Linked DNA regions of Homo sapiens: regions 2 and 3 are each linked to region 1. Evidence: chromatin contacts called from ENCODE Hi-C or POLR2A ChIA-PET data. All regions are on one chromosome and are shown on one strand. The core of a region is the stretch at or near the end of the contact, and the rest is flanking DNA. Distances in the headings are between cores, read along the strand shown. Region 1 overlaps PRKCH (protein kinase C eta). Region 2 overlaps HIF1A (hypoxia inducible factor 1 subunit alpha). Region 3 overlaps PRKCH (protein kinase C eta).

The links. A loop is a pair of places that touch in the nucleus more often than their neighbours do. ChIA-PET counts read pairs that join two places held with the same protein, here RNA polymerase II (POLR2A). Pooled maps may share reads with other maps.
Region 2: a loop to region 1 is called in a map of CD4-positive, alpha-beta memory T cell, with 1.8 times the contacts of the local background. The contact joins two enhancer-like sites. A Hi-C loop is called at or near these places in 1 of 168 maps with a recorded cell type or tissue (CD4-positive, alpha-beta memory T cell) and 3 of 50 pooled maps. POLR2A ChIA-PET finds 5 or more read pairs at or near these places in 14 of 52 experiments (A549, GM12878, IMR-90 and 10 more).
Region 3: a map of PC-9 shows a loop between it and region 1 (2.0-fold over the local background). The contact joins two enhancer-like sites. A Hi-C loop is called at or near these places in 1 of 168 maps with a recorded cell type or tissue (PC-9) and 2 of 50 pooled maps. POLR2A ChIA-PET finds 5 or more read pairs at or near these places in 1 of 52 experiments (naive thymus-derived CD4-positive, alpha-beta T cell).

Annotation. Positions count from the first base shown.
Region 1 is chr14:61,524,198-61,526,805 of GRCh38, reverse strand. The region is part of intron 10 of PRKCH (protein kinase C eta); the gene reads right to left. Among named protein-coding and RNA genes, the nearest start is that of PRKCH-AS2, 20 kb to the left of the region's middle. RefSeq lists an enhancer at 1,289-1,438. Within about 2 kb of position 1,330, at least 33 of the 41 ENCODE cell types and tissues checked have a DNase peak (open chromatin) inside an H3K27ac peak, as active enhancers do; they include PC-9 and endothelial cell of umbilical vein, where a contact is called at or near this core.
Region 2 is chr14:61,719,199-61,721,806 of GRCh38, reverse strand. HIF1A (hypoxia inducible factor 1 subunit alpha) reads right to left here. Exons shown (of 15, transcript NM_001530.4): 2 at 1,235-1,425; 3 at 153-298; 4 at 1-68. The region is part of intron 1 of HIF1A-AS3 (HIF1A antisense RNA 3); the gene reads left to right. Among named protein-coding and RNA genes, the nearest start is that of HIF1A-AS1, 25 kb to the right of the region's middle. RefSeq lists an enhancer at 2,019-2,068. Within about 2 kb of position 1,331, at least 7 of the 41 ENCODE cell types and tissues checked have a DNase peak (open chromatin) inside an H3K27ac peak, as active enhancers do; they include endothelial cell of umbilical vein, where a contact is called at or near this core.
Region 3 is chr14:61,366,101-61,368,708 of GRCh38, reverse strand. The region is part of intron 1 of PRKCH (protein kinase C eta); the gene reads right to left. Among named protein-coding and RNA genes, the nearest start is that of PRKCH-AS1, 45 kb to the right of the region's middle. Within about 2 kb of position 1,313, at least 7 of the 41 ENCODE cell types and tissues checked have a DNase peak (open chromatin) inside an H3K27ac peak, as active enhancers do; they include PC-9, where a contact is called at or near this core.

The DNA of each region.
Region 1 (2,608 bases), core at 81-2,580:
GGCCGCCTGGAGCCCCCCTCGCTGTGGCGTCTCCTCAGTGGCTGCAGCTGACTGCTCTTTCTGGAGTGCCATATTCACTGTGGGTTGTGTCAGGGCACTCGAGGTTCTATTTTCTTGCCTCAGTGTGAGAATCAAGGTCTGTTGGCCTGCATGGCCCAAGGCAAAAGGTTGGTCTCTGTCCAGCCTGGATCACGTTGCTGGCTTGGAGGAGGTAGGTGATGACAGAACTGGCATGACTGGTTTCCACACGCTGTCCTGTGAGTTGATACAGCCTGGCCATACAGGTCTTACAGAAAATGGCCACTAGAAAATGCCCAGGAATGGAAACCAAGTCTGGTATTCCAGGAATCCCCAATAAGTGTGGTTAAAGCAGCAAAGCTTTCATGGCACAGATCAATGGAACATAGAACAGACTTCTCTGCTCTTAGTAGCAGCCTCCCCGGGTGTCAGGGGCATAAGGCAAAGGCATGCTGAGTACCTGTGCACCCACTTCAGCGAAGCAAGCTTTCTGTGTCTCTAACCCAAACCCAGTCCTGGCTCCAAATCAGCCCTTCTCCACGCAGAATCCCATGTCCCATATAAGTGACTGTTTTCAGTGGGCTGATTTGTGGAAGCTGCTTCCTCCCCTGGCCCCACCACATAAATACAATATGAGCACAGCCAGTTTAACCTACAAAAGGTTGCAATCGTAGCAGCGCAGGACGGGAGCAGGGGTGAGGATGATCGTGGTCCTGCCCAGTGAAGGAGGCCACCACTCTCAGTTCTTCCACAAGTGTTTTCTGACTTGGGAGGCACTATAAGGCCTGGGTGCCTGGCTCCTCTGGGACTGCGGGCACACAGTAGAGAGGCGCCTGGCTGAGGTTAGACACACTAGTCTGCAGCCCCAGGAGAGAGCACGGCCGGGGGGACAAAGCCCATGAGCCCAGCTTTATCGACACTGTGTCCTAGCCTGACAAGCCAGGCCTGTGTGGACCTGAGCCCAGAACACTATCACTCACATTTCCAAACAAGGTCACTGAGTTTCTGAATTTTCCCGAAGCCAGTATGCCTGCTGAAGTCTTGGAAAGGATCTTCTTGGGCAACAGAAACAAGTGCTAACAGAAATCCAAAACGGTCTCAAGCGTTGACCCGCAGTTGCTTAAGAGCTTGTGACTAATGTCCCAGGTAAGAGGTCTGACTGCTTATTACTCAGCTGCTGTCATGGGCAGCAGGAATCGCGCAGGGAGAGAAAGTGCTGGGCCATCAGTTTTGTCAGTCAACTATTACAATCAGCTCTGCATGGGGAAGTCTTGGGACGCAGCTCTCAGAAGACGCAAGTGGGCAAGACAGGGATGTGACTCATCCTGGTCACAGGATGCCCGAGGCCACAAAGGCAGGTTAGACACCTTAATCCTGATTTCAATCTAATTTTAGGCATTCTCAGAACTGTATGAGCTGTAAAGGAAACGCCATGGCTGTTCTCATACCAAGTGCTATTTAATAAGACAGATCGCTCAAACTGGGATCCCAAGAGGGTTCAATTAAGAGCATAATGTAATTCCAGGCTACCAGTGCTGCCCTCAGCCCAAGTATCTCATACCTGCTCTATGAAGTCTGTCCTGATGTCCCCAGACAGTCATAGCAATATCAACTCTGCTCCTAGGGTGCCCAGTTTATACTTCTATGATAGCATACCCCGCACTGTATTCCAGAAGGCTCTGTCTGTGCACCTGTCTTCCTTCTTAGCAGCTCCAGCATGGTCCTGGCAGGAGGTGCTGACCAAAGGGATAAACAGAAGCATTTCAGATGGACCCCAATGGGACTGCCCTGGCCAACTCAGAGCCTATCTTATTTTTAGGGGATGGAAGGACACTCCATAAACTTTGCTCCAAAGTACTTAAACTTATAAAAAGCCACATGTTTTACCCCTTAAAGATAGACTCAAGAGGGAAAAGAAGAAACCTGAAATCAAAATTTAAATTCTTCTCTTTGATGAAGCTGGAGAAAGAAAGTGGTTTTGAAGGGTCAATTATTAAACAACGAGGACCAAGCAGAACACTTATCCTCATGTTGGCTTGCATCCAAACGGAAGAGCAGAACATGGAGAGGGTGACTCAAACAAAGCCAAAGATTATAGAGCCATTTACAGTCATGGTCAGCTTCCACTCTAAAGGGAAATCATGCCTTTATTTTTTTTAAAGCAAAAGAAGTCACCCTAAGCCTCCTGACTTTAGTTTGAAATATGCAGAGGTCAGTTTTTGGCTTAGGAGTACCTCAGCTTCCTATGCCAACATGTAACTCAGCAGCTGAACTTAACAAGGCTACACAATGAAGATTACAAGTTCATACAGGGCAGAGGCTCAAATACTAAAATGCCAAAACCACAGTTACCGGCTTGCCATTCATTAGCTCATTGAGCACCGGTATTTAATAGCTACAGCTTTTGTCATGCAAGCATAGAAGGGTAGAAAGAGTTATTCTATCCTCTGTGCTTGTCTGAAAGCTACATTGTTCTTGCTGGGTAATCAGGGTTACTTAAAATGCCCACAGTAGTTTCAGAGAGAATTCCCAAGTGATTGAAGACAAAGGAGATTCAGAAATTGGATTTATTTTGTTTCCACCATAAGCT
Region 2 (2,608 bases), core at 82-2,581, 200 kb before region 1:
ATTTCTCTCATTTCCTCATGGTCACATGGATGAGTAAAATCAAACACACTGTGTCCAGTTAGTTCAAACTGTAAACACATTTTTAAAAATTAGGGCTAGATCATAAAATCATAAAAACATATAGAAGAGCTCTTAATATGTGTGCATTTTACCTGAGTTAATCCCATGTATTTGTTCACATTATCAGAAATGTAAATCATGTCACCATCATCTGTGAGAACCATAACAAAACCATCCAAGGCTTTCAAATAAAAGCAATTCATCTGTGCTTTCATGTCATCTTCAATATCCAAATCACCTAAAAAGGGCACAAGAAGAGGAAAATAATTAGTTAAAAAGTTGTACTTAAATGATATAATATTTAGATGTTTTTACAAAGTTTTCTCGCAGACACTTTATTTAATATATACAGCCATTTCAACACAGAAAAGTGCAGGCCAGAAGCTAGAAAAACTATAATTAGATGTGCCAGCTGCTTTTCATGATTAAAGTAATGCAGCAAAGCAAACCATAGAAGAAGAAAGAAGAGTAATGTTTTTTATTTATTTATTTATTTTATTATTTTTGAGATGGAGTCTCACTCTGCCGCCCAGGCTGGAGTGCAGTGGCTTGATCTCGGCTTACTGCAAGCTCCGCCCTCTGAGTTTAAGCAATTCTCCTGCCTCAGCCTCCCTAGTAGCTGAGATTACAGGCACCTACCAGCGTGCCCATCTAATTTTTTATATTTTTGGTATATATGGGGTTTCACCATCTTGGCCAGGCTGGTCTTGAACTCCTGACCTCATGATCCACCCGCCTCAGCATCCCAAAGTTCTGGGATTACAGGCGTGAGCCACCGCGCCCGGCCTGAGTCATGTTTTTTAAAGGAAGAAAGGTAGATGGAACAGGAGAAAAAGGGGGGAGGGGAAAAGCCAGTATCTTATTCCTGACTAAAGCTTTAAAAGCAGGTAATAAAAAGGATGTTATATTAGAAAAGAATTGAGAGTATGTTTAAGAGAATAAAGCAAAACAAATTATGTGCATAAAGAATGATTATTTCAAAGAATAACTGATGAGAAAAAAATGAAGCTTGATAAAAATAGTGAGAATTACAGAAAAATTTTTAAACGTGTACATATCACAATATAAAGAGGTATACAAAATCAAAACATTGCGACCACCTTCTAAAAATAATTTCTATTTACTTCTAACTTCTAATTTTCAGGCCTATTTATACCCTTGTAAAATAACTCACCAGCATCCAGAAGTTTCCTCACACGCAAATAGCTGATGGTAAGCCTCATCACAGAGGCCTTATCAAGATGCGAACTCACATTATGTGGAAGTGGCAACTGATGAGCAAGCTCATAAAAAACTTCAGATTCTTTACTTCGCCGAGATCTGGCTGCATCTCGAGACTTTTCTTTTCGACGTTCAGAACTTATCCTACTTAACAACAACAAGAAAAACACGAGATGGAAAGTGTATACAAGTTAGTTTGCCTTAACTTGAATAAAACTTTACATTTCTGCTTATCACAGAAGGATTAGAAGATGCCATGTAATTAAGTTACATGGAGATTTGTCTACTAGATTAATGTACTTTTATAAAGGGCAACTATACAAATTTTGGATTACTGCACACATAAGGAACTCTCACAAAAAGTCCAAAACCAAGCTTTAAACCTGTCGGAAGCAGGTGTTTCCTCCCCAGCATATGTAATTGGAGAGAATGTTTTTATTTTAGGCAAAAATTTAAAGTAGCCTGTACATCTAAGGCTGTACTTCATAGAATTCAAAAGTAGTCTCAATACAGAGAAACCACGATTAAGGCTAGAGAAACTACCTAAAGTTGTACATAATAACTTGAAAACAGGAGTTGTTAGCAGGTAGAACGGTAATAGCTACAAACTGATTTCTACTTGTTTCTTTAGACTCCAGTACTTTCTCACCCTTTTACCACATGAATAACACTGACGATAAGCTATAGGAACTGACATTAGCAGCTATAAGCCAGTGCAGGTTGCCTCCTCCCTTAGCAGCCCCTTATCTATTACTGGCACAACAGGTGCCAAATAAATGCAGGAATATGGAAGAAAAAAAGCTGTGGCACACACAATATCCAGAATTTAGAGGGATAGGTTAGCAAAAATAAAGGTGTCAATACAATGACATATCTTCAGGGAACTCTTCCAAGAAGGAAATCAGAAAGATTTTCATTGTCACACCAAGCAAAAGCTGTCTTCCTTTGCTTAACTGCCTAGTGACATCTAATAGCTTGTTGAATAGCAACAGTTTATTAAAGGTTACCATGTGCCAACATTACCCTGTACTAGGTGCCTAGTTCTCTCACAACCTGTAAATAGGTTAAATATTGTCCCTATTTTACAAATGAGGGAACTGGCGTTCAATAGGTTAAAAGTAGCCATTATGTAGCAAATAGGATTTGAACCCAGGTGTTTTAAAGTCTTTGCTCTTCCACAGTATTTCTCTTCTTAATGGGGAATGCTGCTTCTACTTTAAACACTCACATGATCTCCTATGCCCCTCAACTCACTCCTGTTAAATAGATTCTTCACCAAATGTTAAAAACAGCTATTATGATTTAGTGAGCATTGGGCAGTATGCTA
Region 3 (2,608 bases), core at 64-2,563, 160 kb after region 1:
AAAAACATTCCAACTTTCACAGCACATTCCAACCAGCAGCCCACTTTAGCTCCGCAGTCTGTAAGAGAGGAGGTGATCAGTGCCAGCTCTGTTTTCACTGATGGGAAATATCTACAGGAGGATCACTCATGTGGCCTAAGGCACACAGCATGAAGTCTGCTGACCCCTGGCCTACTGAGCAGCAACTCTGCAGAGCCTGTTCTGCCTGTAAAGCCTTTCCTCGCAGTTCAGTCTGGAGGAGTCTCCTTGTGTCAGGTATTAGGCAGAAGACCCGGCATGAAGCAGCCAGAGGGGAGGACATGGCAGTACAGGGCCTTTTCCCTGTCAGGAAACACACAAGGCTCAAAGGCAAGATCATCTTGGGGACACGGTTCTCTTTTTTTTTTTTCCCATGACTAGGGATAGTGAGGAAGTACTGGTAATAGCCAGAGAAGAGGTGAAGGGTAGACTGTGAGTGTCAGAAATCTACAGCAGATGTTGGAACTAGAGGCTGCTGTAAGGCAGCCCAGCAGGCAACATGGGAGGGTGAACCTTGGTTAAGGAAGGGCTTAGCAGCCGGCTGGGAATCAGAGGCTCCTCTGACTTTCTCCTTAGAAATTCCTAACTTTGCATCCCATTTCATGAGGCTCTCAGACACTTGGAAGCTCCTCCAAGGCCCTCATACTAAGATTCACCTACAGATCAAGAGCTCTCCAGGCTGGGCGCGGTGGCTCACGCCTGTAATCCCAGCACTTTGGGAGGCTAAGGCAGGCGGATCACGAGGTCAGGAGGTCGAGACCATCCTGGTTAGCAAGGTGAAACCCCGTCTCTACTAAAAATACAAAAAATTAGCCGGGCGTGGTGGTGGGCTCCTGTAGTCCCAGCTACTTGGAAGGCTGAGGCAGGAGAATGGCGTGAACCTGGGAGGCGGAGCTTGCAGTGAGCCGAGATTGCGCCACTGCACTCCAGCCTGGGTGAAAGAGCGAGACTGTTTAAAAAAAAAAAAAAAAAAAGGAGTTCTCCAGATTAAGAGCCTGGGGAGCATATTCATTGTAGTTGTTACCAAGAAAGTCACAAGCAGGACACAAATCCACTCTGGGCAGTCTCTTTCCTTCTAGAATGATTCCAGGTCACAAAACGTCCAACAGAGGCCAGAGTTAGGGGGCTGGCCCCAGCACCCATTCCTCCAACAAACATTTATTGAGCACCTACCTACTGGGTGCTGAAAATAGGGAAATCACAAGACCAGAACAGCACCAAAAGACAGCTCTTGCACTGTAACCTCACCCACAATGACCTCATCCACGGTGACCTCGGTGGCAATTACATCAGGGCTGACCTCTGACACACACACACACACACACACACATACACACACACACACGCAATACCTGAGTAGTATCATCTCATACTTGTTTTCCAGGGTTCGTGTCCTCTGAGGACATTGAGTCAGGCATTTAGATTGGGTTAGGGGCAGATGCACATCCCTTTGAGAATTACCTGCTGACTCTACCCTTTCTCTGTGATGGTAGTTCATGCTTCCTTCATCTGCCTGTCTCTCACCACTTTTCCTATTGTTCTTTAACACACTTTCTGCCTTCTCTGAGCTCTGGGTCTCCAGTCTGCCAAAGTAAGAAAAAGTCCTGCATATAACCCTTGGGTCATTGCTTCCACAAGCAATGGAATATGTAGGAAAGTGGATATATTCAGGAAAACAGACTTTCCTACTCATCGAAGTATTTGTTTTAGAAATCTCATGTTTAGTGCATCTCACTGCTATCTTAGAGAAGGGAAGAAGCCAGCAGAAGGAGCCACATCCCTAGACAGAGAGCTCCTCTCAGTGGATTTAAGGCTGGGGAGGTCCAAAGTTCTAGGGTCCAATTTTCATTACCATTATAATAAGAGCCCCCAGAGCCCTGAATGCCTTGAAGCCTCTGGCCACTGAAGCAAGCCTAAGTATACACATAAACATAAAGTACAGAGATGCTGAAGAGCCACTGGCTGTATGAAAAGGTTTCACATTAATTACAGGGCTGGCTACAAGCTTCCTTGCCTAATGAATACCACTCATTTTCCCAAAGCAATTAACAGTACAGTTGAAATGACCGACATCCATTTCCTTATACACAGGAAACCTGTGAACTCTGAGACTATCATCTCCAAAATGCTGAGTGTCAGGCTGGGTTCACCCAAAGTGGTCATCAGCCAACCTGCAACCTCCACTGAACTTCCATACGTGACAAAATATTTTCCTTCTAAGTTTGGATCTGGCTTCTTTCTAGTTTTACTTCCTTATCAATCATTATCTTTGCTCAAGGAAATAAAGAAACAGAAAAGGATGCCTGGCCATAAAAGCAATTTTCCCAAAGTAATAATGTGTCTAATTGCTTGCTTAAAATTTTTTCAGAGTCTTACAAATCTCTCCTTACTGGGAAAAAGAAGAAAGTCAAACTTCTGGCAATATGCTAATTTAAAAAATCCTACTTGGCAAACTTGAACGACAGAAATTATACCCTAGTAACCTAAATTTTCAAAGACTTTCAAAAAGTGTACGATTTTTACTGTCTACACAGTATGGAGGGACCAGGCATTATTTGCAAAGAGCTTTTCTGCAATCACTGTCTCATCT